2 separate regions of the Homo sapiens genome follow, and region 2 is linked to region 1. Evidence: read pairs that join two places in POLR2A ChIA-PET (ENCODE). Cell type or tissue: A673. All regions are shown on one strand. Region 1 overlaps KALRN (kalirin RhoGEF kinase). Region 2 overlaps SLC12A8 (solute carrier family 12 member 8).

What was found. ChIA-PET counts read pairs that join two places held together with the same protein. Peaks named below come from ENCODE experiments on the same cell type or tissue, not always from the same donor. Only the 100,000 strongest peaks of a DNase experiment are listed, where the experiment ranks them.
Region 2: POLR2A ChIA-PET joins it to region 1 with 23 read pairs; 2 of 35 experiments call an interaction of 5 or more read pairs at or near these places.

What each region holds. Positions count from the first base shown.
Region 1 is chr3:124,706,423-124,708,922 of GRCh38, forward strand. All of the region lies in intron 57 of KALRN (kalirin RhoGEF kinase), which reads left to right. Among named protein-coding and RNA genes, the nearest start is that of UMPS, 23 kb to the right of the region's middle. In A673, no CTCF peak of the experiment used is centred here; a DNase peak (open chromatin) is centred at 1,359; H3K27ac peaks cover 2,500 bases.
Region 2 is chr3:125,107,828-125,110,327 of GRCh38, forward strand. SLC12A8 (solute carrier family 12 member 8) reads right to left here. Exons shown (of 14, transcript NM_024628.6): 9 at 2,362-2,500; 10 at 1-299. Among named protein-coding and RNA genes, the nearest start is that of MIR5092, 42 kb to the right of the region's middle. RefSeq lists enhancers at 1-85, 86-586, 361-410, 421-490, 1,071-1,150 and 1 more. In A673, no CTCF peak of the experiment used is centred here; no DNase peak of the experiment used is centred here; H3K27ac peaks cover 401 bases.

The sequences.
Region 1 (2,500 bases):
GGGAACTCTAACCAGCCCAAAAGGAAAGACTTAAAGATACTGATTGTGGAGCTTTCCCAACTGAGCAGTCTTGTCAAATCACTCTGTAGTAAAGTAAAAGGTGACAGGCTTCACCCACAAGCTCAGAGCTTCTAAACATCTTTTTTCTTTTTCTTTTTTTTTTTTGAGACAGAGTCTCGCTCTGTCTCCCAGGCTGGAGTGCAGTGATGCAGTCTTGGCTCACTGCAACATCTACCTCCCAGGTTCAAGCGATTCTCCTGCCTCAGCCTCCCGAGCAGCTGGAATTACAGGTGCCTGCCACCATGCCCGGCTAATTTTTGTATTTTTAGTAAAGATGGGGTTTCTCCATGTTGGCCAGGCTGATCTCAAACTCTTGACCTCAGGTGATCCGCCTGCCTCAGCCTCCCAAAGTGCTGGGATTACAGGTGTGAGCCACCGTGCCCTGCCACCAAACACGTTTTTATTCCTGAACTTTCAAAATGAGCCAACTCCCAATGCCACCCAAGATAGAGTAAGCCCACTGTAGCCTTTATCTCCCACTGATTACAACCAGAATCCCTGGACAAGATACAAAAAGCAATACCTGGGTATCAAATTAAATAATAGAGATGAGAGTGGAAAGACAAAAGACTTGGGCTGGGTGTGGTGGCTCACGCCTGTAATCCCAGCACTTTGGGAGGCTGAGGCAGGAGGATCACTTGAGCCCAGGAGTCCAAGACCAGCCTGGGCAACATGGCGAGACTTCATCTCTACAAAAAATAAAAGAAAAAACTAGCTAGGCATGGTGGTGCACACCTGTAGTCCCAGCTACTTGGGAAGCTGAGGTGGGAGGATTGCTTGAGCCTGGGAGGTCGAGATCGCACCACTGCATTCCAGCCTGGGCAACAGAGCAAGAGCCTGTCTCAAAAAAATAAAAGGAAAGAAAGTAAAGTAAAAACTTGAAGAATGGCTAATGACAAGGAGAATAGCAGTTTCCTTCCTTCCTTCCTTCCTTCCTTCCTTCCTTCCTTCCTTCCTTCCTTCCCTCCTTCCTTCCTTCCCTCCTTCCTTCCCTTCTTCCTTCCTACCTTTTTTCTTCTTTCCTCTTTTCTCCTTTATCTCCCCAGCTTTGATACAAGTGTGGGCCAAATCAAAGAACTATGTAGCATGCACAAACAGCAAAAACTCCAAGAAAACCCCACATTTCTGGCCAAAGGACAAAGAAAAGGGAACCCTTTGAGCTGGAGAGAACAGAATAATTCATGCTTAATTGTTTTTTTGTGTCTCCTTACTGTCACTGCTTCACCCCGAGGGCAGTCATGTGAAACTGCATGACAATGCAGGAAGCTAAACCTCTGAGGGAATCCCATCTTTCTGGCCAGACAACTTCAAAAAGGGGCACTTGGGAGATAAAGAATGCAGGGGAAATCTCAGGAGAAAGCAAAAGAAGAAGATCTCCTAATTCTATATGAAATGACTCAAATCCTGGGCCACCTTCCAGCTGTGCTTGTATGAGGCACATCCAAAGAAATATAGCAAGGCTCTGAGAACTGGACTATGATGTAAACCACTGCTCAGTGACTGTTTAGTCTCAGACTAATCTTTGTGTGGTGCTCACAAGGGGCAGACCTAAAAGCATAGTAAACACTGAAAACTGAACTGACAATAGAACCACCTCCCACAGAAGGTGAGACAGAACTTGCAGTCTGAACCTAACCAAGTTGATTGCTGACCAAAACATACAAATAAACCAAAAATCAAACTCCTCCAGAGGATTTTAACAGAATCAGTCTCACAACATAACATTTGAAATGTTTGGGATACAATCTAAATTTGTTCAACATTACAAAAAGCAGAAAAAACTTAAAAAATTCTCGGGAAGAAAACAATCAACAGATGCCAGCTCTGACATGATCCAAATATTGGAACTATCACACAAAGACTTTAAAGTAGCAATTACAACCATCCTCTGTAAGGTAAAGGTGAATACTCTTGAAATGAATGGAAAGATAGAAGTTATTGACAGAGAAATAGAAATGATTTTTAAATTTAAATTGCATAACAAAAAATACAATATCTAAAATTTTTAAATTTACAGCATGGATTCAATAGCAGAACAAAGCTGATGGAGGAGTTGGTGAAATTGAAGAGGAAGAAATATAAATTATCTGACATGAAGAATAGAGAGAAAAAATGTTTTACAAATATTAGACGTAACCCCAGGGACCTATGGAAAAATATCAAAAGGTCTGACATTCATGTCATTAGAACTCCTAAGGGAAAGAAAAAAGTGATTGGTGCAGAAAAAATTTTTGAAGAAATAACAACTGGAAATGTCCCAAATTTGGTAAAAGACACAAATTTTTAAAGAAGCTTGGTGACCTAAATAAAAAACAAACAAAAACCATGCCCAGAACACATTGTAATCAAACTGCTGAAAACAAATATATGAAAAAAAATCTTGAAAGAAACAAGAGAAAAAAACAACATATTACATTTAGGTAGAACAGTGACTCGAATG
Region 2 (2,500 bases), 400 kb after region 1:
CCCTCCAAGACTCTTTGGGCAGGTCCCTCAGAGCCGTAACTGGGAGCTTTCTCTAAGAGCAGGTGCTCAGAGCAGTGGAGGCCTTCTGCGCCCTCCCTGAGCACCGGCTCAGGCACCGGGGTCAGGCTGCAGGAACACATGGACAGGGAGAAGTAAGAGTAGTCCACTGCAACGTATGTCAGCATGAAGTTGATGGTGACGATGGGGGCCAGAACGTTCACTTGACCCACAAAAACAAAGGCCATGGTCACCAAGCTGGTCAGGCAGATGGCAGCCACGGGTGTTTTGTTTGGCCCCTTCTGCAGGAACAAAAATAACATGCAGGACCATAAAATTTCAGATAGAACGCTTCAGAGATTTCAGAAGTTACAGGCTAGAAACACAACTCATAATGACTCAGCCACTTCTCCCCATGTGATTATTCATCTATAAACTTGAGATAATAATATCCTACTCATGGGATTAGTTCATGCATGCGAAATGCTTCACACAGACTGACATGCAGTAAGCTCCACAGATATTAGTTGCATTAGCAACTTTTTTTTTTTTTTCTTTTTTTGAGACCGGGTCTGGCTCTGTTGCCCAGGCTGGACTGCAGTGATGTGATCTCAGCTCATTGCAACCTCCGCCTCTTGGGCTTAAGCCATCCTCCCACCTCAGCATCCTGAATAGCTGGGACTACAGGTGCACACCACCATGCATGGCTAATTTTTGTATTTCTTGTAGAGACGTGGTTTTGCTATGTTGCCCAGGCCAGTCACAAACTCCTGGCCTCAAGCAATCTGCCCACCTTGGCCTACCAGAGTGTTAGGATTACAGGCATGAGCCACTGTGCCCAGCCATAGGAATAACTATGAACATGGGGCATTATTATAGAACTTTGACTTCCCAAATATTTCCTCCTTTTGTCTTTCATTGGGTTTTAATACCAGCATAGAAAATCAAAGAAATGCAAAGTTGATTCTTCCCAGGGAGAGGCAGATTGCGGAAGACACAGCAGAATCACTGGTGGCTGGAGGAGGGGAATTCTGACACTAATTCTGACACTGAGTATCCGCAAATACTCACACACACACATTACACACACCTGTTATTAATGGAGGTGGGTATGGTGACCTTCAGGTGGACAGGAGTGGAAAAAAGGTGCTAGCTGCCTCTCCTGGGAGCTCTTCATCACAGTCACTGACATAGTTCTTGGGCCAAAAGCAACAGTCACTTCTCAGTCCCTGTCTTCTTTAACCCAGCTGGCTACTCAGTCCTCTTCGAAACACTTTCTTCACCTTACTTCTCCTGATTGGCCTCCCTCTTCACTGGCTGCTCCTTCTTGGTTTCTGTGGCTGGCTTTTCACGTCTCTGAACTCCACATTTAAAGCAGCCCCAGGCTCCATCCTCAGATCTCTATCTGTACTCCCTCCCTTGGTGAGCTCAACTAGGCTCACGGCTTTGAATACCGGCATTATACTGACAACTTCCAAATTTGAATCTCCAGCCTAAAACATTCCCCTGAAACCCAGGTTTACATATCCAACTGCCTACTCAACATTTCCAGTGAACGTCTAATAGGATCTCAAACGGACTATGTCCAAAACCAAACTGCATTTTTGGAGGAAGATAAAGGAAGAAATCAAGGATAAGTTGCAACGATGTGTTCCCTAAACCAGAGAGAGGCTGAAAATTGGAAGCGGCTGGGGAGGCCCTCTGGGGTACCCCAACAAGACAAAAATGAACTCTAGCTTGCAAACCATATTAGTGGGAAATGGGATTCTCTGTTTATGTCTCTTTGGTCCTCCCCTGGACTTTAGGAATGTCTATTTTAATCATTCCAGCCATGTCTCAACTGAGCTGCCCTTTATGTATCAGTTAAGGTTTGGTTCATGATGGTTAACAGGAAGTGTAGACGCCAGAGGTGTAGGAAATCATCAAACAGCAACCCCCAAGGGGCGGTTGAAACTCAAGGGCAGAGTTAGAGCTGCAAGGACCAGCTCGCCTCCTGACCAAAACACGCTTTCTTCTATGCTAAACCTGGAGGATCCTGAATTCATTTTCATTAAAGGATGGGGCACTGCATTTTCATGCTGCTCAGGGTCCAAGATGGTACTAGGACTGGTTAGCTAACCCAGTCCTAAAAGTGCTAAGGGGCTGGGTGGCTGGGACATTTAAGATGCTTCATCTACTTAGCCCTAACCTAAGCCAGCCAGAGGACAGGGCTGAAAGAAATGACCTCTGCATTATTTTCTGTGTCACCCCAAAGAAATTGACCAGAGGCTCTGATCAGAAAAGCTTAACCAATTGATGGGCCAACAGTGAGGTTAGCAGCAAAACATGTTTCAAAAAACAAACCAAAAAAAGAGGATTACTCACCCCTTGTCCCAGACAGGCAAGTGCAGGGATCACTTTCTCCTGGGCAATGCACTGCAGGATGCGGGGAGCTCCATAAAGTCCTCCCATGCAGGAAGCCAGGGACGAGATGTATAAGCCCAAAAGGAACAGGAAGCCCATG